6 separate regions of the Mus musculus genome follow, and regions 1, 3, 4, 5 and 6 are each linked to region 2. A link is a loop called in an ENCODE intact Hi-C map of the cell type or tissue named here. Cell type or tissue: left cerebral cortex. All regions are shown on one strand.

The links. A loop is a pair of places that touch in the nucleus more often than their neighbours do. Peaks named below come from ENCODE experiments on the same cell type or tissue, not always from the same donor. Only the 100,000 strongest peaks of a DNase experiment are listed, where the experiment ranks them.
Region 1: it touches region 2 in a loop (2.5-fold over the local background); 5 of 42 quality-filtered maps call a loop at or near these places.
Region 3: a loop joins it to region 2, with 2.3 times the contacts of the local background. A loop is called at or near these places in 4 of 42 quality-filtered maps.
Region 4: it touches region 2 in a loop (3-fold over the local background); 2 of 42 quality-filtered maps call a loop at or near these places.
Region 5: a loop joins it to region 2, with 4 times the contacts of the local background. A loop is called at or near these places in 2 of 42 quality-filtered maps.
Region 6: it touches region 2 in a loop (2.7-fold over the local background); 4 of 42 quality-filtered maps call a loop at or near these places.

The regions. Positions count from the first base shown.
Region 1 is chr11:30,842,569-30,847,568 of GRCm38, reverse strand. It overlaps Psme4 (proteasome (prosome, macropain) activator subunit 4), which reads right to left. Exons shown (of 47, transcript NM_134013.3): 32 at 3,981-4,062; 33 at 2,236-2,389; 34 at 1,672-1,741; 35 at 46-171. Among named protein-coding and RNA genes, the nearest start is that of Gpr75, 40 kb to the left of the region's middle. In left cerebral cortex, no CTCF peak of the experiment used is centred here; no DNase peak of the experiment used is centred here.
Region 2 is chr11:30,941,697-30,946,696 of GRCm38, reverse strand. It overlaps Erlec1 (endoplasmic reticulum lectin 1), which reads left to right. Exons shown (of 14, transcript NM_025745.3): 9 at 2,837-2,998; 10 at 3,599-3,658. Among named protein-coding and RNA genes, the nearest start is that of Erlec1, 9.9 kb to the left of the region's middle. In left cerebral cortex, no CTCF peak of the experiment used is centred here; a DNase peak (open chromatin) is centred at 2,922.
Region 3 is chr11:30,851,459-30,856,458 of GRCm38, reverse strand. Psme4 (proteasome (prosome, macropain) activator subunit 4) reads right to left here. Exons shown (of 47, transcript NM_134013.3): 39 at 3,655-3,786; 40 at 3,074-3,282; 41 at 344-429. Among named protein-coding and RNA genes, the nearest start is that of Gpr75, 31 kb to the left of the region's middle. In left cerebral cortex, a CTCF peak has its summit at 2,138; no DNase peak of the experiment used is centred here.
Region 4 is chr11:30,135,227-30,140,226 of GRCm38, reverse strand. It overlaps Sptbn1 (spectrin beta, non-erythrocytic 1), which reads left to right. Exons shown (of 35, transcript NM_175836.2): 13 at 765-1,635; 14 at 1,726-1,863; 15 at 2,597-3,353; 16 at 4,085-4,287. Among named protein-coding and RNA genes, the nearest start is that of Sptbn1, 82 kb to the left of the region's middle. In left cerebral cortex, no CTCF peak of the experiment used is centred here; a DNase peak (open chromatin) is centred at 2,949.
Region 5 is chr11:30,122,451-30,127,450 of GRCm38, reverse strand. Sptbn1 (spectrin beta, non-erythrocytic 1) reads left to right here. Exons shown (of 35, transcript NM_175836.2): 18 at 2,439-2,585; 19 at 3,389-3,652. Among named protein-coding and RNA genes, the nearest start is that of Sptbn1, 95 kb to the left of the region's middle. In left cerebral cortex, no CTCF peak of the experiment used is centred here; a DNase peak (open chromatin) is centred at 2,080.
Region 6 is chr11:30,819,205-30,824,204 of GRCm38, reverse strand. It overlaps Psme4 (proteasome (prosome, macropain) activator subunit 4), which reads right to left. Exons shown (of 47, transcript NM_134013.3): 18 at 4,062-4,277; 19 at 3,132-3,289; 20 at 1,051-1,146. It also overlaps the pseudogene Gm12103. Among named protein-coding and RNA genes, the nearest start is that of Psme4, 50 kb to the right of the region's middle. In left cerebral cortex, no CTCF peak of the experiment used is centred here; a DNase peak (open chromatin) is centred at 2,900.

The DNA.
Region 1 (5,000 bases), 99 kb after region 2:
GGTAATCACTAAATTTTATGAAAAGAATATTTCAAGCATAATTACCTTAAAGAGGCAGAAACGCCGGGGACTAAACTTATCTCTTCCTTTTCTGTCTTCTAAAGATAGAAATGTGATTAACTGCTCAACAAACTTAGGATCAGAAAAACGATCATATATAATCTGTTCTGCCTATAAAGATGAAAAAAAAAAAAGAACAATGTTCAAAGTTTAAAACCTACTTAAGAGCACAAGACTTATAGTGATAGTTTTGTTCTGGAGAATTTTCAATATCCATAGAAACTATAGTACTTTCTAGAATGAAAATAGTAAATGAAATTAGATGCAAAACTAAAATGCAACTCTAAAAATATTTACGTTTTTTCCTTTTCTTTCCCAGATTTGGATGTCATTTTTCATAATATGAATTAAAACCAAAAAATGTTCTGTTTGGTAATCAGGACTAACACTTTTGAGCCAGCTGTGTGCAATGTATAAGAACCTTCTAAGTATAAACCAAATTCTACCAAGCCATTTCCATCTTTGTATAACACCAACCTTTAAAGAAAGGTCGGTGAGCATCAGGAAATTTAAACATCAACTTGAAAAAAACTTAGCTCCCCCCATTAATTAATTAAATTAACTAACTAATTCAATTTAAATCAAAGCCCTCCCTCCTCCAAGGCCCCCACCCCTTCCTGGGTACCAACCCACCCTGGAACATCAAGTCACTGCAGGACTAGGCACATTTTTAGGGGAACAGGATTCACAGGTAGGCAACAGAGAGACAGCCCCTGCTCCAGTTGTTGGGGGACCTGCAGGAAGACTGAGCTGCACATCTGCTACATATTTGCAGGTCTAGCCAATGTATGCTTTTTGGTTGGTGATTTAGCCTCTGGGAGCCCCCAAGGGTCCAGATTAGCTGCTGACTCTTGGGTCTTTATTTATAGAGTCCCAATCCAACTTGGCTTTTTAAAGTGAATTAACTTTCACAATGATAATGAAGTATATTCGATGAAGAAATTTTTGTTTCATTTTTGTGGTTTTGTTTTTTTTCTTTCCTTCCTTTTGTTTAGTTGATTATGGACAGTCTTGTTCTACAGTCCAGACTGGTCTTGAATTAATACCAGTCCTCCCTTAAAAGCCTTGAGTGCAGAAGTTACACTCACTCTCTACCATACCCAACTTAACTAAAATATTTGTCTTTAAAATCTAGATATCTGCTCAGTGGTAAGAATGGCACTGTTCTTCCTGAAGGCCTGAGTTTGTTCCCATTACCCAGTGCAAAGGGGAACCAATACTAATACCTCTTGCCCCCCACCTACAACCAGGTGCAGACACCTATACACAGATACACATAATTTAAAAACAATAAAAATAAACCTTAAAAAAATAACACCTATTTCCCAAGAAGCCATGACTTATACACAGTGGAAACCTAAATTGGTCATTATGTTTGCTCAAGAGCCTTGTATCATCCAGAACTAACACAAGCAGCCAGCAGTACTGTTTAGAGCAGTACTCAGTGGGATGTTGAATTCAGTAGTAACTTAAGGGCAACCTTGAAAATGTTAATGTGGTGTCAATTAGCACCCGAGTGATGGAACACTAGTAACATTTAAAAAAGGACTTAAGATACAGCTAAACCAGCAGTCAAGATCCAATTAAAACCACAATGGAATGAATGCTTACCTCTATCATATCCTCCCTGCTTCTGCCAAGTTTAGGCTGTTCTTCCACACCAGCATAAACAACCATATTCCTACACAGTAAGAGTTTTATTTATAACGTGAACAGAAGAGAATGATACAGCTTCAATGGTAAATGTTAGGAGGTATTTTTAATAACTTCTGATAAGAATGAAGTATAGGGATATGAGTAGATTATAATAGTCTCCTGCTATAAAGTCTACAGATCTCCATGTTTTGGTAACAAATTACAGGACTCAACAGTGAGAGAAAAGTGCTCTGGTTTAGACAAGTATGTTAAAAGTGTGTTAATACATAGGAACACAATTTAGAGCAGCTGTCAAGAGCCTACCAAGCCATATAGCATGGCATTAACAAAAACTCAGAATTGTAGTGTAACTACTGGGAAGAAACAAAGCACAGATTTCGCAGGAACACAAAATAGGAAGAAAGAAGGAAAGGCCTTTAAAAGTGACTGAACCTAGGAATTAGATCTAACAAAATAAAGTTTACCAAAAAAGAAAAAAGAAATGTTTAATGATAAAGTGGGAGGTGAACCGTGACTTACTTTGGCCAGTTGTAGTATCCCCAGTGAGTTTTTTCAACAAAGCAACTTGACTCCCATTCTTTTTTTGTTCTTGGTATATTTTTACTATCATAATGCAACCAATGGTTATCAGGTCTATCACCAGCAAGAATTTTGGTAGGTTTAGGACATCCACCTAAAGAAAAGGTATTCAGATTCAATAACTTGAAGACAGTAACTCAGTAGCTGTTCTAGACTTTCAATACACAATCCTTCAGTGTCATTTTATAGCCCTTGCTGGCCTAGAATTCAAAGACCCACCTGCCTCTGTTCCCAAGTATTGGGATGAAAGCCATGTACCACCATGCTCTGACTATAACTCCCTTAAAAATGTTTGCATAAATCATACATATACATATGTATTTGTGTGTATGTTAGTATATGTGCATATGCCTGAGGTTAGTTACAGGCATCCCCTTGGAACTAGCTCACAAACAGATGTGCACTGCTTGATGAGGGTGCTGGAAATAGAACTTGGAAAAATAAAACATGTTTATAAATACTGAGCTATCTCTCTAGCTCTACCTGCAACACTTAAGAAGAAATCACATTAATATTGTCTTTATAAAAGATCACATATTATTGTCTAAATGGCTCACTAGGTAAAGTTACCTGTTAACAAGCCCAGCAGCCTGAGTTCAACCCCTTGACCCCTATGGTTAAGAGAAAAAAATTGACTTGTACTTTAACTGCTACATAAATGTGATGGCATATGTGCACCCACTTACACAATTACAAAAATAAACAAAAGGCATGAGTAAGGCCCTGGACCTCAGCCCTGAGACAAGGCCAGGTGGGAGGGGCCGAGTCTCAGGAGGGCATGGGATTTTAAGCTGGCCTGTTGAGGGAAAGATGGATTTGGGATTGATAACTGCTAGGAGAATATGATGTACTAAATTAAAAGGGTTTGTTAAAACATTTGGTTCTGAATTAATTTCAATCTTACAAAGCTCAGGGATTTTTTTTTACATTGTTCTTTGCTTACAGTCCTCATATTTTTACACATTACCCTATGTATATTTTAACATATTCTTTCTCCCTACACACACACTTATTAGAACTGTTTTATGAGAGTTGCTCTCATGTCTCTACACTCCACAGTACAGAATGCAAAAGTAATACTGTTCTTTTATATATCAAAATACAGTTCTCAAAAACATTTTTTTAAATTAACACTAATTCTGTGTCATTAATTTTATCAACACACCTTACTAAAATTTTAGTTATTTATCCTCATGCATGTCCTTTATCTCAAAGAATAACTCTTAAGAGACATTTTTCTGTGGACTATTCTAATCTACAATTAAAATATTCCCCTCTCAAGACATTGGTGCACGCCTTTAATCCCGGCACTTGGGAGACAGAGGAAGGTGGATGGATCTCTTGAGTTCGAGGCCAGCCTGGTCTACAGAGTGAGTTCCAGGACAGACAGGGCTATACAGAGAAACCCTGTCTCGAAAAACAAAATAACAATACATACATACATACATACAAACAAACAAACAAAGGGGGGAAAATCCTGAGAACACAGTAAGAAAAGTAGAAGATCTTTTCTAATCTTCCTGCTCAGAAAGAAAGACTCAATGGATTATGTTAACACAGCTCAAGCTGACTTTCGAATTCTGGACCTTTCTACCTGTGCTACCACTCCTGACCTCTGTGAATACTCAGAGAAATGTTCTAAGTGTTATTGAAAAGCACTGTTATTTACTTGAGGTACTACTTACTGATTTCATAAGGGTTGATAGTCAGCTTTTTGTGAGTTCTCTTTAGCTGCTTGAGAATACCAGCAACAGCTGAGATAGCCATCTACAAACAGGTTAACACACACATATCAACATTTTGGAAAAAAAAACCTCTCTTACAACATTCTGTACCACAGTAGAAACTGATTCTTTTCTTCAAAAACACCTCCTCCCAAAAGGAGCCCACATTCATTCTTGGTAGGAGTGTAAACTCATGCAAACTCTAAGGAAATCAGTGCAGGAGTTTCTCAAAGATTAGGTCCCCACAGGACTCTGCATTCTATCACAATGATACCTGTGCATCTATGTTCAATGGTGCATTACTGACAATAGCAAAGAAAGGGAATCAGCCTCCATGTCCATCAACAGACAGATAATAAAAATGTGCTATGCATATAAGTGAAATTTTACTCAACCATAAATGGAAAAATGACATTTACAAATGGATATGGAAACAGTATTAAGAAAAGTACCCCAGACTTAGAAAGATAACCAACACAAGCTGTCTTTTATACAGATCCCAGCTTCCAATTTATATACAAGTTATTTATGTACAGTGAGCATGAGTATATAAGTCATGATGCTGGAAAGGGGACATGAGAGGGGAAAAGGCTGTAAGGAAATGGAAAAAAACGGGATGGCAAAACAGAAGATTTGAAAGTGGGAAGGGGAATACCAGGCGAAAGGTTATTGGATAAATTGGAGAAATTAACCAAGAAAGTACGCATGAAAAGTTTAGGCTCTCTGAGATGGCTCGGCAAGCACAAGCACTTGCTGCACAAGCTCAATGACCTGAGTTCAGTCTGATCCTCCAACCCAACAGTGGGAACTGAGACCCATCTCCCAAGGGTTGTCCTGTGACTTCCACATGCATGCTGCAGTGATGTGTGTGTGTGTGTGTGTGTGTGTGAGAAATATACTGTCTACCTGTTGGCACTGATGGGAAGAACATAAACATTCAACTAAGAATGTACTAGCATCTCCACCTTGGAAGCTCTGCTG
Region 2 (5,000 bases):
TTGATCCCAGAGATACCCCTCACCCTGTTCCAGTTGTCTCTCCCAGTCCTAATTCCCTCCATCCTCCCCCTACCACATTCATCCTGTTTCCATCCCCACACCCACTCCTACCCAGTCCCCTCACTTACCTCCACACCCACGCCCTGCCTGTCCACTCAGGATGTCTATTCTTTTTCCTCTTCTCAGTGAGATTCAAGCATTCCTCCTTGAGCCTTCCTTGTTACTTAACTTTATTGAGTTTCTAGACTATAGCATGGAAATCCTTAGCTTTACAGATAATATCTACTTATAAGTAAGTACATGTTTGTATTTCTGGGTCTGAGTTACCTCACTCAGGATGATCTTTTCTAGTTCCATCCATTTGCCTGCAAGTTTCATGATGCCATTGTTTTTAATAGCTGAGTAATACTCCACTGTGTAAGTGTATCACATTTTACTTATTTGTTTGTTTGTTTGTTTGTTTGTTTATTTATTTATTTATTTATGTCCATTCTTCAGTTGAAGGACATATAGGTTGTTTCTAGTTTCTGGCTTCTACGATAAAGCTGCTTTGAACATAGTTGAGCAAGTGTCCTTATGGCATGGTAGAGTTTCCTTTGGGTATATGCCCAGGAGTAGTATAGCTGAATCTTGAGGTAGATCCATTCCCAGTTTTCTGAGAAACTGCTAAATTGATTAAGTGAATATAAATTGGAAAGGAAAAAGTCAAAGTATTGCTGTTCAAAGATGATATGATAGTATACATAAGTGACCCAAAAAAATTCTACCAGGAAACTTCTACAACTGATGAACAAAATGATATAAAATTAACTCAAAAAGTAAGTAGCTCTCCTATATACAAAAGATAAACAGGCTAAGGAAGAGATTAAGGAAACAACACCCTTCACAGTAGCCACAAATAATATAAAATATCTTGGTGCAAGATATTTTACAAGTAAAAGACCTATATAACAAGAACTTCAACTCTTTAAAGAAAGAAATTGAAGAAGATCTCAGAAGATGTAAAGATCTCCCATACTCATGGATCAGTAGGATTAACATAGTAAAAATGGCCATCTTACCAAATGCAAGCTACAGATTCGATGCAATTCTCATCGAAATCCAAACAAAATTCTGTATAGACCATGAAGGAGCAATTCTCAACTTCATATGCAAAAACAAAAAACCTAGGATAGCTAAAACAATCCTTCTGGAGGAATCACCACCCCAGATTTCAAGCTGTACTACAGAACAATAGTAATAAAAATCCCTCATGGTATTGGCATAAAACAGAAAGGTTGTTCAATGGAATCATACTGTAGACCCAGAAGTAAATCACACACCTGTGCACACTTGATTTTTGAAAAAGAAGCCAAAATTATACAGTGGAAAAAGAAAGCATCTTCAAGAAACGATGCTGGTCTAACTGTATGTCTGCATGTAGAAGAATGAGGAATAGCCTTAAACACATTGGCATAGGAGATAACTTCCTGAAAAGAACACCAATAAATAGCTCAAACTGTAAGTTCAGCAATTAATAAATGGGACCTCATGTAACTGAAACTTCTGCAAGGCAGAGAACACAGTCAGTAAGAAAAATGGCAACCTATAAAATGGGAAAATATCATCACCATCCCCACATTCAATAGAGGGCTGGCATCCAAAATATATACAGAACATAAGAAACTAGACACTATGAAGCCACATAGCCCAACTAAAGGTGGCATACAGATCTAAACAGAGAATTCTCAACAGAGGAATCTCAAATGGCCAAGAAGCACTTAAAGAAATATTCAACACCCTTAGCCATCACGGGAATGTAATTCAAAACAACTAATATTCTGTCTTAAGCCTGTCACAGTGGCTAAGATCTAAAGCTCAAGAGACAGCAAATGCTGGTAAGGATGTGGAACAAGAGCTGAGCCAATGCCCCCTTAGTTCTCATAGCCCAAACTGGCCTCATAGTCTAATGAACCAAGTGGCCAAGGATGACCTTGAGTTCCTAAACCTCCTACCTCTGCTTCCCAGGTACTAGAAAACTAGAAGCCTGCACCACCACACCTGGCTAGCAACCACTAAAAACAAAACAAAACAAAAAAGCACCTTTGTTGTTTTGACTATATGAAAAAGAGTAGTCATTGATTTCTAAGAGAATAACCATTCAAGGACTCCTATAAGCTGAAATAGATGTAAAAGAGTCACACTCTATTACATGACAACTACCATATCAACTGAAAAAGGAGACAGCATATCCACTGTAAGTTAGTAAGAAATTCTTTACTTCTCAAGTTCAAGTGTTGATCATGAGTTTCCTCTTGTTAAAGTCCTCATATTTCAATTCTTCATCAAAGTCCTTTTCATCCCTTCCTTTACAAGTCTGTAGTTGTAATTCCCTTATTACTTTAGATCTACTTGAGGAAATTTCAGGTTCCTCCAGAGCAACAACCAGTCCAGCTACGTTTAAGTAATCACAACTGATGATACTATTCACTCCCGCCAACTCCTTTCCCCCCCTTGTTAACTTAGCTTTACCCTTAAGGGCTTCTACAAAACTAAATGTAAGGATGCAAAGCTTAATAAGTCCCAAAGTACTTTACTTTACAAAAGGAAGACAAAAATGCATAAAATGGAAATTTTCCCTATATGTGCCAGAGGATTATCATACCTGGTACTTGGAGGTAAAACTAACATTTTTCTAGACTTTTTACTATTGTCACAAAGTTCCCCTTTATTAAAATATTAAAATTAAGTGGGGAAAAAACTTTTCTAGATTTCTGTTTGGTTTTAAAATAATAACAAGCTATAACTGGAAAACATGTGATAGAACCCATAAGCATGTCTGTCTGCTTAATTTTAGGAAGATTTGCCATCTGCTAAGGAAGAGAGATTTCCAGCCATCCACAAACCTATTGCTGTTGGCTCTCAGCCAGTGCTCACTGTTGGAACAACCCACATTTCCAAGCTGACAGATGACCAGCTCATCAAGGAGTTCCTAAGTGGCTCTTACTGCTTTCATGGGGTAAGGAAGTGAAACTGTAATTTAAATGATCTTACAACCTTACATGTTGCAGTTACCTAACCCATGTCCATTAAGAGCACTGAACACAAGGGCCTGTAGAGAAATCACAGGATCGTGCCATCACCAATGGACATTTCCTGTGTAGTCACCTGCCCCCTCCCATACCGCCTTATCCACACCCATTAATTATATTCTCTCTACTCATAAAAGTTTGACATTTCCTATGGCTGTCTTGTATGATTTTGGTTGATGGTTAAAATGGGCATCAGTGATTTATTTCTCACTTTTTGGTTATGCAACAATCAAGAGTTCAAATGAGCTACGTTTAAAAGGTAACGTTTGCTCTGACTCTTAATACCAGTGTAAATACACTCAAAGATGTTTTGTTTTGTTTTTAAACAGGGACTCACATATAGCCCTAGCTATCCTGAAACTCACTGTAAACACCAGCCTGTCATGTTTTGGTTTTGTCATTTTAATTTTAAACCACACTATTGATTTTATAACTCATAAAAAGTATATATACTTCCCACTATCATGTGGCATTGTTATATCAGTCTCCCTTCTCTGTGTATAACTTTATCTATTTCTTTCCTTTAGGGTGTTGGTTGGTGGAAATATGAATTCTGCTATGGCAAACATGTACATCAATATCACGAGGTATAGAGTAACAACAATCCAGGTCAATTATTTGTTTTGTTGTCCTGGAGCTCAAACCCAGGGCCTCCTAGATATGTCAAATGTTCTTAACATTGATCTGCATCGCCATTCCTGGATTCACGTTTTTAAAGGCTGTGACCGCTGGAGATTTGGCTCAGCAGTTAAGCATGTGTACTGTTCTTGTAGAGGACCCAACTTTGATTTCCAGCACCCACGTGAGGCAACTCACAGCTGCCTGTTAACTCCAGCTCTAGGGATCCAGTGCTTCCTATGCCTCTACAGTTACCTGTACTCAAGTGTCCATCATACACGTAGACACACAATTAAAAATAAAGAAATCTTTTAAATCTCCCGTGGAAAAAAAAGACGACTTCAATACTACTTTTAATTGTGAAGTGATTTTTAATGTGGTAATACTAGCCAGAGTATTCCCAGTTTTTAGAAACTGGAAAACTTAGTATTAACTGATTTCAGTCACCTTGAAAGAACATTGCTTGTTAACTATCTGTGTTCTTAAACTACCCTGAGCCTAGTAAATTAATAGGCTGTTGGGGCTGTTCTAATTTAGAGTTATTCTGATAATTCATCCTTAAGAAATGAATAAATAGTAGGATACTACATTGATTACAGAATTAATCAAACTTGGTAAATGTACCACCTTTCTCAGCTAGAAGAAAGTATTATTTCATCTTCTGTTTTTTTGTTGTTGTTATTGTTGTTGTTGGGTTTTTTGTTTGTTTGCTTGGTTTTTTTGTTTTCTTTGCTTTTTTGGTTTTTTGTTTTGTTTTGTTTTTGAGATAAAGTTTCTAACCCAAACTACTTAAAAACTCCCTCTTCAGCTAGAAAAGACATTGAATATCTGATCCTCCTGCCTCTGCCTACTTAGTACTAGGATTACATGCATGTCCTAATATGCATGCCCCCTTTTAAAATGGTGCTAGGTGTCAAACTCAGGTCTTTCTACATGCTAGGCAAGCACTCTATGAACTGAGCCCCATCCCCAATCCACTATGAAAGTATTCTAATGAGCATTTTAGATAGTTACATTAGTGTACTTTTTCAGAGTTTTGTTGTTATTACTTGGTTTGGGTTGGGTTAGGTTGAAAGTTTTAAATTTTTTTTATTGTTTTGGGTTTGTTTAGGGGCTTTGGTTTAGGTTTTCAGGAGTTTTTCTGTTTGGTTGGTTGGTTAGTTAGTTGGTTGGTTAGTTAGTTGAGACTGGGTCTTAATACTCAGAATGTCTTGATTACTCAACCCCCAGAAGTACTGGGGTGAAAGGTATGCACACTGAAAAAAAAATGCCTTCCAGAAAGTTAAAATAACTATTTTAATGACTCTTTCC
Region 3 (5,000 bases), 90 kb after region 2:
TATATATATGTATATATAAAAGTTAACAATAATTAAATATTATATGCATATCTGCAACATATTTTCAATGTTAACTACTATCACTGAAGAATTTTCTGTGACAATCTACCTTCAGATGAAATCAAAATTCAACTAGTGCATAAAAATATGGAAAATATCTTTCCCTATCTTGAATGATATGGATTGCTTTAAAAGTGGATTAGGAAAACATCAGGATAAAAAATATCCAAACTTTTAGATTTTGAGACAGGAACTACTCTGTAGGTCCACACATCAACCACTGAATGATGGTTACGAATGATGGCTAGAGGGAACACATATTTTTTTCAACTTACAGTCTTACCTTAAAGAACAAAGGCAGAAGCTGAAGTTGCTCTTTGACTGCTGTAGAAAAAGATCTTCCTGCACTTGCCATAAGCCATTTCAATACTATTTGGAAATAAACACACAGAATCAGCCAAGATATACAATTAGGGAGCACGAAGAATGATGCGATTCTAATGTCCCCAACAGTTACAGTATCTCAAATCAGACTGATTCATTAGCAGTTTAATAAAATCCATGGTAATCAAGTAATTGAGGGTACTAGGGAAGAAAAAAAAAATCTACGAGTTATAATAGCCTGCCAAGAACTTTTAATATATTTCAAACTAGCCAAGAATTCTGAGGCAGCTAAAATAGTGACCAAGTAGCTTATAGTTAAAAAAAAAAAAAAAAAAAAAGCTACTAAAAGATACCAAGTAGCCAAAATATCTTGAAAACTCTAAGGCTCATACTTGGCGATTTTAAAAACTTACTACAAATCCAAAGAAATCAACAGTACAGCGCTGACATGAAGGCATGACCACAAACTAATAGAACACAACAAAATGCAGAAATAAATCCTCACAATGTGTGGTGATCAGGAGCACCAAGTAATGTAATAAAAAACAGTCTTCAACAAGCAGTGCTGGGAAAAGTCACTGTCTACATTCTAAGCAATTAAGCTAGATTCTGACTTTACAGTCATTTTCAAAGTAACTGAAGGCAGACTAAGGACCTAAAGATGAGCCCAAAGTATATTTAAGAAAGATTTAAAAACAAAAACAAAAACAAAAACACAAACAAAAAACAAAAACCCCAAGTCAGCCAAACACAACAGCAAATCTGGCACTAAGGAGGCAGAGGCAAGCCCAACAGAGAAAGATCCTATGGGGGCAGCGGGTTGGGGAATACCAAACCAAACCAAACCAAACCAAAGAAACAATAATAAAACCAACATTTGGAAGATAGGGTAGGGGAAGGAAAAGTGAACAAGAGAGAACATATATTCACAGCAGAAAATATTTATAAGTTATTTACTTAATAATGTATAATAGCAAGAACATATACACAACTATAACTCAAAATCAACAGAATATATGATTTTTAAAAATGGAGAAAAACCAGATATGATGGCACATTAACAGACAGAGGCTGAGGATCTCTGAATGGAAAACCATACATGGCTCCAGGACAGCCAGAAACACCGACTCAAAGGGGGGAAATCTTTCTCCAAAGAAAGTAGACAAAGGACCAATCAAGCACATAAAAAGATGGTGAACATCATTTGTCATCAGGTAACACAAGCCAAATTACAACTTTTCAAACCCATTAGGATAAGTGAGGAAAAGGAGGAAGACCCTATACAGAAATCAAAAAGTACAGAGTAGACAGGATAGAGGATAGCATTTCATAGCAAGACTGTAAAACAGGTGGCCACTGAGAACAACAACACTTGAGCACACCTCACTCTTAGGTTTATACACAGAAACTGAAAGCAGGACCCTAATAGATACTTAGTATATTAGTGGTCAACTCAGGTATAGTAGTAAACCCAGCACTTCAGAGGCAGATGCAGATTGATAAAATTAGCCTGATCTATAAGCAAAGTTCCAAGATAGTCAGAGCTACATAGTGAGACCCTGTCTAAAACACAACACTAAATAATGATTAGAGTGGCATTTTTCAAAATAGAAAAAAGGTGGTAAAATTTCAAATGTCAACCAACAGATGGATAAAGAAAGAAAATGCAGTAAAAATGAATTTCTTATTTATGGTTCAACATGTGGTGGTTTGAATAGAATGGCCCCAATTAATCCACTGGGAGCACTACTAGTAGCTGCGGCCACTAGGGGAAGGGTAAGCTTTGAGGTTTCAGCAGCTCAATTCAGACCTAGTGGCTTGCTCTCTTCCTGCTGCTTCCAGGATACAGATACATCATATCTGCCTGCATGCTGCCATGCTTCCCACCATAATGATAATGGACTAAACATCTGAATCTGTAAACCATCCCCAATTAAATGTTTTCTTTTATAAGAGTAGCCGTAGTCAGTAAAAGCTCTAACTAAAGCAATAGATTAATCATAAAATACTTTGCCAAGTGAAATATGCCAGAGATAAAAGAACTAATATGATCCAATTTGACTGAGAAGAACTACCTAGAACAAATTTTAGAGACATAAGTAAAGGGATGGCTATTAGGAGTGAGGCACAGGGAAGGGAACACAAAGAGTTACTGTGAAATGAGTGCAGACTTTCAGCTTCCCACGAAGAGAAATCTGGACATAGGTGATTGTGGACTTATAGCCTTTAAACTGAACACGCAAAAATGGTAAAAATTGCCTGGTGTGGTGATGCATGCTTTTAATCCTAACAAATAGCAAGAACATATAAACAACTACAAATGAAAATCAGCAAAATATGATTTTAAAAAAATGGAGAAAAATGTAAGCATGGTAGTACACTTGAGAGGTAGAGGCAGAGGAAGGTGTATCTTTGGGAGTTCAAGGCCAGCCTAGTCTACACAATGAGTTCCAAGACAGCCACAGCTACCTGGTCAGACAGTATCTCAAAACCCAAACAAACAAACAAACAAACAAAGCAAGCCCAAACAAGCTAACAGAAAAGATTAAAATTAGAAAACACACATTTTTTTATCATAAGAAAAAGTGTGTGTGTGTGTGTGTGTGTGTGTGTGTTGGGAAAACCATTCAAATGAACTAAAAAGAGCTCTCTGTTTTCAAGTGAATTTCTACCAATTTTAACAACTCACTAGTTTTTAAGAGTTTAATGCCCTGAGTTCGTTCATCTTCTTCACCAATGCCATTTTCTTCCATAACATGGTTCTGAATTTCTTCATCCACATCTGTGAGTGGTTTCAGTTTTTCTAGGACGCGAGCAGTAAACTCAGGGATACAAGGAGATGTTGTTGGAGCAGTATTTGGCAAAGAAACATCTATCATAAATATGTAGGTCAGCACACTGTTAAATAAAACACAGAAGAGTAGGGGGTTTGACATGAAAATTAAAACTGAGGTTCAAAAGTTACAGCTCAGCCAAACTTTTCAAAAGATAATTCCCAGGGAGGGTCTCTGAACACTCCCAGTGTAAGATATGCCATACAATTTTGAGGGGCAACCCTGTAGTATGATGGCTGCTCTCATTGGTGGCTTCTGAGTACAGTGCTCCCAATTCATATTCGAAGTCTTGTTTTTCAAAACATAATAATGATCAAAACATGAGGCAGACAACAGCACACTCACTGGGAACATGACCAGTAAGTATGTACTGTTAGTATTAAAACTTAACTACAAAGACTCAAGACATAAAACCAAAAGGAAGAACTACACATACCTTCCTATTCTTTCTCTGACATTTTTGTAAACCTGGGTGAGTTTTGGTTCCAAGTACTTCAGAAGTCTGTGCAATAGTTCAGGGACTCTCCACTCTTGCTGGGCAAGGCCACCTTGTAGCACATAGAGTCGGCTACAATGAAAGGACAGAGACATTGTATTACACACTGCTTTTCTATGCTGAAAGTATAAACAATGCCTGTAATACATTTCAATCTTTTCCTGCTTTCTCTTGGATCACCACAAACAGCTTCTTCTCACTAAGTATACCATCAACAATTCAAAATAGTAACATCTTGAAGACTGCCTTCCACATCCCTTTTTCTATTTTTCTCTATTTTTTACCTACTTTTTATATTTACTACATTCAAAATGTTTAAATATATTTTTAGTGGTACTATATTTACTACTATTAAGTTTTGTAAAAGAATATCCATTGACCTTTCTTTTAAACATTTATTTATTATGTGTGTATATGAAGTAGGGTTGGGGGCACATACATGCTATAGCATGAGGGTGGAGGTCAGAAAACATGTCTGTGTTAGACTATGTCTCCTTTTAGCATTTGGTCACCATGTGGGTTCTAAGAATTGCACTCAAGTTGTCAGGCTTACAGGCAAAAATCTATATTGCTAAGCACCTGACCTAATGTTTTGAGAATAATAATTTAAGTGTTCTCACTAATGAACATACCTTTATTATAATTTAAAAAAAAGATTTATTTATTATATTTGTATGAGTACACTGTAGCTGTTTTTAGACATACCAGAAGAGGGGCACCATTTGGTTGCTGGGAATTGAACTCAGGACCTTTGGATATCTCCAGTCCCACTTTATTGTAATTTTTTTTTTTTTTTTTTTTTCGAGACAGGGTTTCTCTGTATAGCCCTGCTGGCTGTCCTGGAACTCACTTTCTAGACCAGGCTGGCCTCGAACTCATAAATCTGCCTGCCTCTGCCTCCCAAGTGCTGGGATTAAAGGCGTGTGCCACCACCACCCAACCACTTTATTATAATTTTTATAATAGCTCCTGCTTTTCTCCAGCTTCACAAAGTCTGCTAAGTAAACACTCCTTTATATGTGTCTTGTTTCTGTGGTGATAGAGTATACGACCATATACTATAAACTATATTCCGGCCCCTCTTCTTTGTGTTTTGGTAAAAGAGAATATGAAAAATAAGATTATGACAAAGGGGTTATTATATTCCCTCAAAAGCTGTGACAGCTCAGAAGGCTGGGTGACTTATGTTAGAGCTGGCACACTGCTTACAAAGTGAAAACACCACAGCCGTTAAAAGAAATTCATCATTTAATTTAGCACTTGGATAATCCATTTCCTGTCTTTCT
Region 4 (5,000 bases), 810 kb after region 2:
TGAGAGCTTTAGCATCTGGTAGTGTTAATGTTTTCAGTCCATACTCGTTAACGATGTGGACCGACAGCCTACTGTGGTTGCTCTAGCAGCTCTCAGCTTTGACACCTAGTCACGTGCTATTGAGGGAGAAGGACTGGGCCTTGCTTCTTTAAATAAGATGGGCAGAGGTGGTGCACACCTTCTTTTTTCCCCAAAGGTTTATTTATTTATTATATGTAAGTATACTGTAGTTGTCTTCAGACATGCCAGAAGAGGGCATCAGATCTCATTACGGATGGTTGTGAGCCACCATGTATGTGTATGTGGTTGCTGGGATTTGAACTCAGAACCTTGGGAAAAACAGCCACTGCTCTTAACCGCTGAGCCATCTCTCCAGCCCAGAGCCTTGCTTTTTTGTTTGTTTGTTTGTTTCGAGACAGGATTTCTCTGTTGTCCTGGCTGTCCTGCCTCTGCCTCCCAAGTGCTGGGATTAAAGGCCTGCGCCACCACTGCTTCTTAAGAACTAAGTAAACACAGCTGCTTCCATATGATACGTGTGCTTTCTTGATTTGTAAGTGATCTCTTTGTCTACAGTTGGGCCAAAAGTGCAGTGTTCGTCATAGCCCTTTCTTCCTGTCCTAGTCAGTATGGCAGGAAGTGACTGTTGCTCTTTATATGACACTGCTTAGACGGGAGCCAAGCTAGAACATGGAACATAGTTTACTGTCTGCAAATGAACAGGGAGCTATTGGAGACTTAGCATTCTTTCCTTGGTGTTAAAACAGGCTACAAGCCATGTGACCCCCAGGTAATTCGAGACCGTGTTGCCCACATGGAGTTCTGCTATCAAGAGCTTTGTCAGCTGGCTGCCGAGCGTAGGGCTCGCCTGGAAGAGTCCCGTCGCCTCTGGAAGTTCTTCTGGGAGATGGCAGAAGAGGAAGGCTGGATACGAGAGAAGGAGAAGATCCTGTCCTCTGATGATTACGGGAAAGACTTGACCAGTGTCATGCGCCTGCTGAGCAAGCACCGGGCATTTGAGGATGAGATGAGTGGCCGTAGTGGCCATTTTGAGCAGGCCATTAAAGAAGGTGAAGACATGATTGCAGAGGAACACTTTGGATCGGAAAAGATCCGTGAGAGAATCATTTATATCCGGGAGCAGTGGGCCAACCTGGAACAGCTCTCAGCCATTAGGAAGAAGCGCCTAGAGGAAGCCTCATTACTGCACCAGTTCCAGGCTGATGCTGATGATATTGATGCTTGGATGTTAGATATACTCAAGATTGTCTCCAGCAATGATGTGGGCCATGATGAGTACTCCACGCAGTCTCTGGTCAAGAAGCATAAAGATGTAGCAGAAGAGATCACCAACTACAGGCCCACTATTGACACACTGCATGAGCAAGCCAGTGCCCTTCCACAAGCACATGCAGAGTCTCCAGATGTGAAGGGCCGGCTGGCAGGAATTGAGGAGCGCTGCAAGGAGATGGCAGAGTTAACACGGCTAAGGAAGCAGGCTCTGCAGGACACCCTGGCCCTGTACAAGATGTTCAGTGAGGCTGATGCCTGTGAGCTCTGGATTGACGAGAAGGAGCAGTGGCTCAACAACATGCAGATCCCAGAGAAGCTGGAGGACCTGGAAGTCATCCAGCACAGGTAAGTGAAGTTACTACTACCTGGGTGCTAAGGCGATGGACTGAAACATAAGCCATTAAAGTCACTACTCTTTTGAATTGCTTTCCTCAGATTTGAGAGCCTAGAACCAGAAATGAACAACCAGGCTTCCCGGGTTGCTGTGGTGAACCAGATTGCACGGCAGCTGATGCACAATGGCCACCCCAGTGAAAAGGAAATCAGAGCTCAGCAAGACAAACTCAACACGAGGTATGCATGGCATCAGCAGAGCGCCTGCTGTCCCTGTGTGGCTCTGGTGAGGGTGACAGTGCTTGCCCAGCTTTGCTGTCAGAAAAGAGTTTCCTGCACAGGTTCACATCCTTGTAGCATGGATGTCATGACAGCAGCATCTGCTTTACCAAGTATTCTCATCCATGTTTTGCAAGAAACAGCTTTTAAAGTGAGGTTACATTATTCAGGACATGAGTCAGAGTCACCCAGTACCTAACTTCTCCTCAGATTAAAATTAGAGCCTTGGTAGAAGACAGACAGCAAGATAGAACCTGTCTGTGTTGTCCCTTTAAGTTGAAGTTAGGGTTAGAACCCTAGAGCAGGGTTCTATAATGAAGCTTGATTTGCCAAAGATAGCATCAGTTGTCAGGGCAGACCCCTGTCCTGTTCCTGTCTGTCTGTGGAGCAGACATCTTTGAGTAGATTGTTCAAAAGTTTACCATCAGTCTGGCTTGGGGAAATATTCCTCCAGAGCAGTTTTGAAATGTATGATGCATACAGCAGGCACGAATTACTAGACCCTGTGGGACTCCATTGCACTAAGCCATCTGATTGACATTTACTGGGTGACATGATTTAAAAGCACACAAGTAAAAACAGAGAAAGTCAGAGAAAGATGGGAAGGAGGAAAGTGAGGCAGCTTCAACTCTGGCTACCCGTCTCAGGATCTACCAGACATTCTGATCCCTTCTTGTGCTGTCTACATTCACAGGTGGAGTCAGTTCAGAGAACTGGTGGACAGGAAAAAGGATGCTCTTCTGTCTGCCCTGAGCATCCAGAACTACCACCTCGAGTGCAATGAAACCAAATCCTGGATCCGGGAGAAGACCAAGGTCATCGAGTCTACCCAAGACCTTGGCAATGACCTGGCAGGTGTCATGGCCCTGCAGCGCAAGCTGACTGGCATGGAACGAGACTTGGTAGCCATTGAGGCGAAGCTGAGTGACCTGCAGAAAGAAGCTGAGAAGCTGGAGTCCGAGCACCCTGACCAGGCTCAAGCTATCCTGTCTCGGCTGGCCGAGATCAGTGATGTGTGGGAGGAAATGAAGACAACCCTGAAGAACCGAGAGGCCTCCCTGGGAGAGGCCAGCAAGCTGCAGCAGTTTCTGCGGGACTTGGACGACTTCCAGTCTTGGCTCTCCAGGACCCAGACTGCTATCGCCTCAGAGGACATGCCCAATACCCTCACTGAGGCAGAGAAGCTTCTCACACAGCACGAGAATATCAAAAATGAGATCGACAATTATGAGGAAGACTACCAGAAGATGCGGGACATGGGCGAGATGGTCACCCAGGGGCAGACTGATGCCCAGTATATGTTTCTGCGGCAGCGGCTGCAGGCCTTAGACACTGGCTGGAATGAGCTCCACAAAATGTGGGAGAACAGGCAAAACCTCCTCTCCCAGTCCCATGCCTACCAGCAGTTCCTTAGGGACACCAAACAAGCTGAAGCTTTTCTTAATAACCAGGTAACGTTCCACATGGCCTGGCTTCCATCCTGTTGAAACAGGCCCTGGCTGATGTTGGAAACTTTTGGTTAAGTAGCAGGCTTAAGCCATGCCTATATGAAATTAGATGTGTTATTTTGAAACGGATGCCCCTCCACCCCCAACTCTTCAATGGCATTGAAACCCATCACGCTGTAAAGACCTAGAATTGAAAATTTCTAAGGAAGCTCTTTTGTCTTCCAAAGTATGATTCTGTGGTAATTACTGTTGAGGTCTATATAACTCCTTATTTAGTTAGGCAGTGTTCTGTGGCGTGCGGGCTCAATTTAAAGAATACAGTGAGCAAGTTTTGGGGGATTATTTTTTGTTCTAGAAAGATCAAGAATTTCACCCAAGGATACAAAGCAACTGCAGATGGCTGCCAGTGTCAGGGTTATAATCTCTCTTAAGAGAGTACAGAGGGTCTGCTGCTGCTTCTGTGGACCTGAGAGGACTCTTCTAGCCAGCAGACCAAGCTTTGCTTATTGTAGGAAAACCTATTTATATAACATTTACCACTTAGAGAAATGGAGCGACTAATGGATTATCCTTGGGCTAGGCTGTGTGTGTGTGTTATGTTTGTCTGTCAAACTTTTAATTTTACCCGCTTCATAAATTATTTTGTGGAATGGAAATACAGTGAAACAGTCCTTGTAATTTCTTTGTTAATATGTAATGTCATTTTGGATTTTTTTTTCCTCTTTTAAAACAAGGAGTATGTTTTGGCTCATACTGAAATGCCCACCACCCTGGAAGGAGCTGAAGCAGCCATTAAAAAGCAGGAGGACTTCATGACCACCATGGATGCCAACGAGGAGAAGATCAATGCTGTTGTGGAGACTGGCCGAAGACTGGTGAGCGATGGGAACATCAACTCCGACCGCATCCAGGAGAAGGTGGACTCTATTGACGACAGGTACAGCATTTTTGAATGTTGGAATTGAACTATACTCTGGACTGTTAAACTTCCAGCCACTAACGCAGAGTCCTTGGGACTGTGGGTTTGAGCTTCCCAGAGAGCAATCTATAGGTATTTATCAGAATTGCATCAACTCATCCAACAAGTGAGTGCCTGGTACGTGGCTCCCTTAGTTTGATTCTTGTGAAGTGTTTATAGATGTCCTCAAAAGAAGGCCTCGAAGCCCGTCCTCCATAAGCTGTACTCTTGCAGAATTCTCATGGTGGCTCACTTGAGGGGACCTTGAAAGCCAGAGTTTTCCTGGCCCAGGCCATATTCTCCTTCATCCATGTGACATTCTTCAGGCACCTGTAAGGAGAAAGGAAAGAAGGAAGGTGAGACTTGCTTGTCCTGAGCACTGAAGAAAGCTATGGAGAGACAGCATCTGCCCTTTATTAAAAAATGGACATAGCTGGTGCTGTCATATGCTCTACCTGCACACCCTAAGATGATAGAAAAAGATATTTTCTCCTAGTCTAGGGCATTCTCCAGGATTAGACAGTTGGGCATCATCTCTTCTTCTTCCTCTTCTCTCCTAAAAGCTTGTCTCCCTAGTTTTTAAAGGTCTGTGTTTTCTGTATCTGAGTCCTGCCCTGTACTGGTTAAAGTACAGAGGAGGCCTGAGCAGTCCAGTGTTGAGCTGCACTGATGAGAGTCATTGTGGGCTGCTC
Region 5 (5,000 bases), 820 kb after region 2:
TAGACCAGCCTTACATTTGACTATGTTTTATGATGGTAGTTATTTACCTAGTAGGCAGAAGTTACTGTTACTAGCTGTTTGTGTTCAAGGTCTAGAGAATCCACAGGTTTGTTGCCTCCTCAATACCCCCCCCCCCCCCACATACACACACACACACACATACATACTCCTTTTCTCCTGGGTGCCTTGGCTAATGGAAGCAAGAATTTTAAGATCTGCCTTTATTGCCCCCATAAGGACTGAGGGCAGCCATTGTACTTGATACAGTTAAAACAGGGACCCACTTGCTCACCTCAAATACCTATGTAGGGAACATCTTAATTTTCACAGCGTGGTTTTGGTGGAGTATAGATGATCTGAAAGTTGTGGCTGGCTGGTTTATTCTCTTAGAGTGTACTTCTGACTTTTGAAGGTGAATTGGTTTGGTTGGTTGGTGGTTTTTGTTCTCTTTCCCCAGGAAGTCAGTACAGACTTGTTTGGCACAGGACTGAGTTTTGTACTGAGCCTTGCTCAGTGATTAAAGCTTTTTTTTTTTTCTTTTTCTTTTTCTCTTTCTCTTTCTTTTTCTTTTTCTTTTTTCCATCTGCACAGTGATTTTTGGTTTTTTTGGGTTTTTTTGCAGAGAATGAGTATATTCTGACATGACCTTTGTGAATGCCTGAAATAATCACTTAGCTCTAGTTCCAGAATGGTGACAGAGGACCAGAATACTAGCTAGTTCCATAGCTCTACAGCATTGTGCTGGTCTGCATGATATCTGTAGGATGATATGTTCAACAAAGAGCACATTGGTTTATAAGTGTAATTTTTATGTAGTGCTTTCTCCTTTTAAAAACAAAATCCTACTTGTGTGTTATGAATAGTGAAAATATGTGTATGTCCCTGGCACTTTCGGTCAACAAATATCCTCTATTGTAGGAGACCTCTCTCTGTGCTACACAGAGGGATTTTTATCATTTGGTTTTCTTCATCTCTCTCTTTTTTTTTTTTAGATTGGACAAACGTCCTTCGTATGTCACATTGTAGCCATTTAGATTGCTGGGAAATAGTTAAATTCTTTTTTAGTTGAAAACGTGCTATCTTTACTGTTGTTTGACCAATCAGTGGTCTTCCATTACAAAAGATTTGCTTTGACCTTTGCTCCCGACAGTTCTCCTTCATGAAAGATGGAGCTAGTACTTAGAGTTTTTGTCCATTCTCAAAGTCAGCAGTTCTCTTGTGACCCGCTTTGCCCTCCTTGACATTTTATAAAGAACAGACCCACTGCTGTTGAAGCAAATATATGGAGAAGCCTTTCCCAGCAGTACCAGGGTATTAATGAAAGGCTTCAGAAACACGGATACCGTAAAGGCGTCTTTGGTCTCCTGTGCCATTGTAGACTTTGAGACATGAAACCATGGAGATATTCAGGTGCAGACTCACAGGGAGTAGTGACTGCTTTAAAAGTAATCTCACTTTCACCCACCCAAGTGGCGGTAGATGGTCCCTGAAGGACTCCATTGTATATCTCTGGCCTGGGCACTTATAGGCAAGCAGGACCAAGCAGGGTCTGACTTGGGATAAAAGCCTGAAAGAGGTCAGAGCTTGGTTTGGCCAACTCCCATTCCAAGCCTCTTATAATTTATTTTAGTCTGTCAGCAGCTGGCAAGCTTTGTGTGGCTTTCTAGTATATATGGTTGGTCTCGGAGTCCAGTTCTGTGAAGTGTTCTTAGTTTGAGTGGAAGGTTCCTTCGAGAGTTAGAGGCTACAGAAAAACAGGTAAAGGTGATTTAGAGTTGACAGAAAAAAAAGAATGGCTGTTGTCATTGCATTAGTTCCACGGTGAGCAAGTTGTTTATGTTCTTTGACATTCCCACACATCACCCAGTAGATAAATGAGCAGGTTTGTGTGTTGTTTGGTTCTTGGTTTTTTGAGATAGGATTTCTCTGTATAGCCCTGGCTGTTCTGGAACTCACTCTGTAGCCCACAGTGGCCTCAAACTCACAGAGATCCACTTGCCTTTGCATTCCAAGCACTGATACTAGAAGCATGCGTCACCACTGCTGTGCAGATTGTTTTAAAATACATACTTGCCAGATGAATTAAATGATAGTCAATGGTTAGCTTGCTATAGCTGTCACAGGTATCTGGGGGAGGAAACAGCTTGTGTTTTGAACTAGTAAGAGCAAAACTACAAACACAAGCTTTTTAGGGAAAGCTGGCCAAGAGTGCAGTTGAGTTTAAAAGCTGCTTTGGAGTTTTTATACTTCTGGGTTCAATGTTAGGTCCACCATTTATATCACACTTAGCTACAAAATGGGTCAGAGGTGCAAAGTAAAATATTTGCCGGTCTGTTGACATGGAAAATGTCGACACGGGTGTAATCCTTTCTGGGTCGGAGTAAAAGGTTTAAATCTATGATGACAGCTTCTAAACACTTCTTGCTGTTCTACCCTAGCTGTCCCTCTGGATCAATGAAAAGATGCTTACAGCTCAAGACATGTCTTATGATGAAGCCAGAAATCTGCACAGTAAATGGTTAAAGCATCAAGCATTTATGGCGGAACTTGCATCCAACAAAGAATGGCTTGACAAAATTGAGAAGGTGGGTTAAACTATTTGGTGAGACCTTTCCCTCACCCTCCTTTCCAAATTGTGGCCTTGGTAAGGAGGAAGACATAAAAACTTAGGGAAGAGGGAGGAGAGAAAATGAATTCCTTTTATTTGAGGGTAGAGCCCTATGTCATCACAGTCAGTAACAATCCCCTGCTTCCACTTAGTTTCTAACCTGATGTCTGTCCCACAGCGGGCAGAGAAGCAGAGACCCAAACAAGTGGCTTAGTTTATCTTTCAGTGGCTACCAGATGATCAGATCAGTTGCTACTGGTGGACCATGTCCCTTCCTTCCTCATTGCCACTGGCCATAAACCTGTGTTGCTTTATGGGCGGCTTTATCAGATACAATTACATAAATTTTAAAATGCAATATGCTTTAAGTCTATTAGGGGTGGTGTGACTACTATACACCAGGCACTAACTATGTTAATCCTTGCAGTGTGTATTCACATAGGGAAATTCTGTGCAGTGTGTGTTTCTCACGTTCCTGTCCCTTCACTATCATTCTCCTAAGAATTAAAATTATGTGTTATATATAGTCTTTAGAGCGTGAAGTTGTAGGTTATTAACAATAAATTGCCCAATTGAAACTGTTAGAGCATGCAACACTTAATTGCTAACAAAGACCACTGTTTATTTTACTGAGCACTAACTTCCTGGATGAATGTAGGGAGTGTGGATGCAAGTGGGGCAATCACAGATTAAATGTCTCAGAGTTTGAGTTTTGTTTTTTCACAGTGACATTTATTCTCTTGCAAACTATTTTTAACCTCATTGGTTTATGTTCTCCAGGAAGGAATGCAGCTTATTTCAGAAAAGCCAGAAACAGAAGCTGTGGTAAAGGAAAAACTCACTGGTTTACATAAAATGTGGGAAGTCCTTGAATCCACAACCCAGACCAAGGCCCAGCGGCTCTTTGATGCAAATAAGGCTGAGCTTTTCACACAAAGCTGCGCAGATCTTGACAAATGGCTACATGGCCTGGAGAGCCAGATTCAATCTGACGACTATGGCAAAGACCTTACCAGTGTCAATATTCTTCTGAAAAAGCAACAGGCAAGTGGGCAAGGCAGTATTCTGTTTGGGCTATGCTCGCTTCATGGCTTTCCCCTTCCTCTCTACAGATCAAGAGTCTTTTCCTTTGCTCTTCCATGGGAAGGGATTTTACCACCAGATAAGTGCTTACCCTGCCAGCGGTAGACTTTTTCAGAGTCATCTAGAAAGACTATAATTAGTAAAACTGTTGAATGTCTGTGCATAGGAATATTTTCATTTAACATCTAGTTGATGCGTATTATTACCATTCAGTGGTTGAGTGAAATCTTCACCTGTATGAGTGAATAATCATATTTATCTTCTTTCCATGTAATATCTTAAATATCTTCACCTGTATGAGTGATAATCATATGTATCTTCTTTCCATGTAATATCTTAAATAGGTGATGGTTGGGCTGAATTGTCTGCTCTCTACTCTGAATTACTCTCTGCTTGGTAGATAATAGAGGAAATAACCATTTTTTTTTTACATATTGTGATAGGTGATTCTAAGGGCAGGTGAATTTACTCTGAATTAATGAGCAAACAGTTTAATACATCATCAGATATGGGCTAGAGAGATGACTCAGTGGTTAAGAACATTCACTTCCAGCAGTCCTGAGTTCAATTCCCAGTATCCATATAACGGCTCACAACCATCTACAATGGGACCTTATGCCCTCTCCTGGGGTGTTTAAAGACAGCTACAATGTACTCACTCATATAAGTAAAATTAAATAAATCTCTTTTTTAAAAGTATGTCACGGGGAAGTGAGAGATGGCTCAGCTGTGAAGAGCACCAGCTACTTTTCTAGAATACCTACGTTCAAATCCCACTGCCCTCCCATAGCTGTTGGTAACTCCAGTTTCAGGGGACCCAGTACCTTCTTCTGGCTTCCACATGCACTTGGCACACAAACATACATGTATCAGTGGTATGGTTTGAGAAGATGACTCAGTCAATAAAGTTGTTTTCCTTGTAAACTAAGGATGTGCTTGTAATCTCAGTGCTAGGGTGGCAGAAACAGACCATGTGCTCCAGGCCAATGAGACCTTGTTCAAGAGAAGGTGGGTGGCATTCCTAAGAATATCACCTGTGCTTACCTACTGCTCGCCATATGCAATATACACAGACAGCCACACTGTCACAAACACTCTTTTAGATTTTGGTTTTTTGGTTTGGTTTGATTTTTGAAACAGGATCTATAGTCCTAGCTTTTCCTGAAACAGTGGTGTGGTGGGTGTAGGCCAAGCTGGCCTCAAACTCAGAGATTTACCTGCCTCTGGCCACCAAATGCTAGCATTAAAGATGGCACCACACCCAGCTACACTATTTCTCTTTAAAGGTAGTAGTGGTCCACTTTTCCAG
Region 6 (5,000 bases), 120 kb after region 2:
TCATTGGAGAGAAAAGGTTCAAAGGGCTCTCATCTTTAAATATATTTCAAAGTTAATCTTTCTTAACAAAAATGAACATTGGCAAAATTGTTCTTGTATCCAACTATAAGATAGACGAATGAAAAAAATCTAATTTTTTTCAAAGACTCACCAAGTTCTTAAACAAGCTTAAAACAGATTTTGCCTCCTAAAATTACACTACTATTTCTAAACTTAATACTCTGTGATGATAAATATTTCTAGGGTGAAATAATAGGCAATATGTTTTGGAAAGTATAACTCCAAATGACCATACAAATTGGTCATGCCCCCAAACACTTTTCCAGTAAAGCCTTTTATGGTTCTATTAAAAGACAAAGAGCAAAAAACAGCAAATAATTTCTCTAATCCCAATTTTTAAGGATAGCTACCTACTCATTTTTTATGTGATCTTCATTAGCTTTCTCAGCAATAAAATAGATGCTGGGAGAAATTTCACAGTAACCCAGCTGCTAACTCCTCATGCTAAGCAGTGCTCACTTCACGGCCCCTCCACTTTGCACAGCCCAGATGGCGGCACCAGCAATGGGTTAAATATTCTGCATGATATACCAAAAAGCAACACTGAAGAAAATATTAGTAAAACCACTCTTCTATAGGACTTGTTTTTGGCTGCAGGATCCTAACTCGATGCTGACTGCTGGCAAAATAGGATTTGTTTTGTTTGTTTGCTTGCTTGCTTTTTTAAAAAGAAGTGTATTAATCTTAAATTAATACTTCCTAACTGTTGTTTTAAAATGTACTAACCTGTAAATATATTTTACCTTGCAACCATATAAAAAAATCTGGATAAAAACCTTTAACAATTTCACAGACCTAAATTATACCTTAGGTATTTTGTTGGTTTTTTGCCCTAAGAACTACAAATATGAAAGATTAAATAATCCAGAAACAATATCAAGAACAAAGCAGTAGCCCATGAAGTAAGTAAACTTAAAATATACTCAAATGTCAAAAGAATAAAAACATGTAGGTTTTTTGTTGTTGTTGTACTGTTTTGTTTTTACTTACAAGTTAGTAACTGCCTCTCCTTTCAATGGAGGTAGAAGGTTCCCTGAACCAATCAAGCAGCTGTGTACTATAGTCAGACTCTGTAGAATATCATCTCTAGACAATACAAAAAAATATAGTCATTTTTAGAAAATACCTAATGCATTTTATCAAATTTATCACTTACTGTTAGAACACAAACATATTTATTGTTAATACTATGCCTACTTATACTTAGTCAGGCTTTTAAGAAATAATCACAAATAATAACTAACTGCACTCTGAGAAGGACAGTTTAGTTTAATTAACCAAATACAAAGATCTCTACTACTAATAAAAAATAACAAAAGAAAGCATGTCTACCTTATTTCAACTCTTAAACTTGGAATAGGAGGGTAAATAAAAAAGAAAAAGGGGTTAAAAAAAATCTAGCTACAGATGTGCTTCCCAAGAGCAGTTTAGAGCTTAAGCACTTCCGACGTCTGAGGAATGTTAACTATTCAGTATGGTGGCGGAGGTCAATAAACTGGAACTGATGGTCCAGAAAGCTGACTCTGATTTGGACTACCTTCAATATAGGCTGGAATATGAAATCAAAACTAATCACCCTCATTCAGCAGGACAGAAAAATGCAGTTGCAATTTTAAAGGAATTATCAGCAATAAGGTCTCAATATCAAGCTTTATATGCAGCTTTAAGGCAGTTTCTGTTGAGCAAAGAGACCAAGAGCTGCATTTGTGGTATTTTGAACAAGACAATGACCATGATACAAGAACTACAAAAGCAAACAAACCTGGAGCTTACTCTACTGACTGAAGAAGAGAAAGCTGTGACAGAGCAATTAAGTCTCACATGCCAGACTTATAAAACAGAATGTGAAAAAGGAACTCTGATGGAGAAAAGATCAATTCCAGAGATTCAGCAAGATGTCTAGAGGTTGGGGGCTGATGAGGAAGTCTGACATTTTCCTTGACTGAGAGGATCATGATGCATTTCATGAGGAAATTGTAAGAAGGGTAGATACCATAAGACTGAAAACCAAAAGAATGGAATGGGAATAAAGAAACGTAAATACTGATATATATATAAAGCAGTCTAGCACACTGTATAAGTCAGTGTTAGTCAATGAAACCTCTTCCTCCAAATCTTACCTATGTCTATTAAAAATTTCTGGCATTTGATAAACACTAAATTTCTTATTATTATTTCTGGAACTTTCAAAATTTTAAACTATAAAGGCCCAATGGATTAAAAATAACTATTTCTTGTTAAATGCCTATGGGAAATAAAGAAAATCTCAGTTAAATAACCTCAAAAGTCAACAATGAAAGCTACTAAAAAGAATGGATTTCTATGTTCAGTAGAGAGATATTTCCTTTGAAAGGAATATACCTTATCTATACTTTCCAATACAAGCAAGTAGAAAAGTGTTTCTGCCAAAAAACTGGGAGGGTAATAAGGGGTCAGTTTTTCTATTTAAGATGTTTAGGGAAGCAGAGAGTTCCTGGTCTATATGGCGAGAAACTGTCTCAAAATAAAACAAAAACAGAAAAATAAAATATACACAAACAATAGAAAAACCCTAAAATGTTTAGATGGGGCTGAATTATGAGTACAATGTCTGTCTAGCATGCCTGGGTTTGATCCTCAGCCTTGCGTGACCCAGGCAGGACAGGACAGGAATCAGAAGTTCAAGGTCTTCAAAAACCCAAGCTAAACCACACACCCAAAACAAGAGTTGAAACATTCACGAATTTTGTTACATAGTGTTCAATGTTTTTCTCAGTACATTTAATGCACATTTTAAAAACAAACACTGATTATGTTTATGTATCATGGGGCTACAGATGGCTCAGTTCCCAGAAACCACACGGCGGCTCACAACCACCAAGTCCACGTTCCAAGGAACCCAAAGCCTTCTGTGATTTCTGCAGCCAGTAGGCACGCACATGGTATAAATATGCAGGGGAAGCACTCATGCACATAAAATCAAAGAAACCTTCAAAAGAAGATTTAAAAAAAAAGAGGAAAATACATACATCAGATAACAAAGTTTGGGGCAGGCACTGAGGTTTGACAAATAATAATAGAAGAAAACTAACCTAGACATTTCAAGTTCTCCATCTCCACAACACTGGAGTTTGATAAGCTCAGGCTGAAGAAAGGAGTCTAACAAATAGAAGGCAAAAGAGACTTCTTCTGAAGAAGGAACATGCCACTGGATCCCCAGATTCCACAAATCTCCAGGCTTACCCCAGTCCTAGAAAAGAGAAGCTTTTTATTTAGTTGTTAAGCTGGAGAAAAACATGTATATACAATACTTCTAAAGTTTAAAGGCAGACATAGAAATAATATGAGCCAATATGTGCAAAAGAGACTCATAAAAAATTCATTTTTATTACTCCTGAATGTCTCCCTAAAAGCCACTTAATAAGCATTTACTGTAGGAGAGAAAGCAAGTTTATATGAAGCCAGCTAGTTCAGGATTAAAATTATATATAACTCTTGAAGTTAGATATGGCATAGCCACTGCAGAAAGGTAGAAAACTACCCAGGCATTAGCTATCACAGCACAGTAGTAGTTGACACAGGAAGATCACAACTTCAAGGCCAACCTAGGCTACATAGCAGGAAGGAAGGGAAGAGTTTTAGCTCCATGACAAGTTAAAAAGCACAAGGTTACTACTACATCCCAGTAACAGCTTTAAACACTGTACTTTAAAACAAGGAATTGGAGCTGGAGAGACGGCTCATCAGTTAAGAGCACTGAATGCTTTCCCAGGGCATAGGGGTTTACATTCCATCACCCATGTAGTGGCTCAAAATCCTCTAACTCCAACTTCAGATCCAATGCCCTTTTCTAGCCTATGTGGTACCAGGCATATATATGCTTCAGGCACACTTAATAAATAAACAACAACAACAAAATTTTTCTAAAGACTGGACATTTCTCTACACAGCAAGGAGAAACATCTCTGATTAACTTAAGAACCCAATAGAGTCTTTAATTCTAAATGGCTGAAAATGCTTGCCTTGACAGGGAAGTATTCAGAAGGCGGCTTGTTAAAGCCCCCCGGAACACTGCAGTACTCTGTAGGGTAGATTAGTGTGGTAGAACGAAGAAGATGATGCAGAAGGTTGCAAGACAGCGTGTAGCCCTGCTTACAGGTCAGGTGTAAGGTTCGCTGGAGAATCTTTACAAGCTGCTCCCTATACAGAAGTAACTTCTTCCCGTCTACACGAGTAATCTGAAAAGACAGGGAAAAATACTTGAAGGCATTTGGTTTGAATCTAGAATAACCAATTCAAGGTTCATTCATACTTGACACTGCAGTAGCTTAAAAACAATGTTTCTGTAAATGGCTCTAACTCATTTTAAAATCATTTTAGAAGTGTCATTTTTAACTATACTTTAGTAATGTTTTTTTTTTAACCAAAACACATATTCTAACTTTATGCTTTCATATGCCAAAGTAACATCCCTTTCAAAAGAATCAATATATCTTTAAAGGAACAAAATATATGTATTTAAATTTCTAAACTATCTCATAAAGAAAACTCAAGTTTGAGTGGTGATCAAATTTTGACTGTAAAAGATTTCTCAAGAGTTGGCATGGTGGTGCCCACCTTCAGCTTCAGCACTCTAGAGGCAAAGTCAGGCACATCTTGGTAAGCTGGAGACCAACCCGAGCCACAAAGTGACAATCATCCCCCATCAAAAAACAAAACAAAATAAAAATTAAAAATTCCAAATATAATAAACTCCCAAATGATAAGTTATCCATCTTTAACAGAAAAGTGAACTCAGAACATTTCCATCTTATTTGACAATGACAGACTTTTAAATATTTCATCTTCCTGAAGCTAAAGCTTGGTGGTGTGTCCCTGTAAACCCAACACTCAGGAGGGCAAGAAAGAAAGATTACCATGAGTTCCTACATATTGGAAATATAATGATACCTTGTCTCATC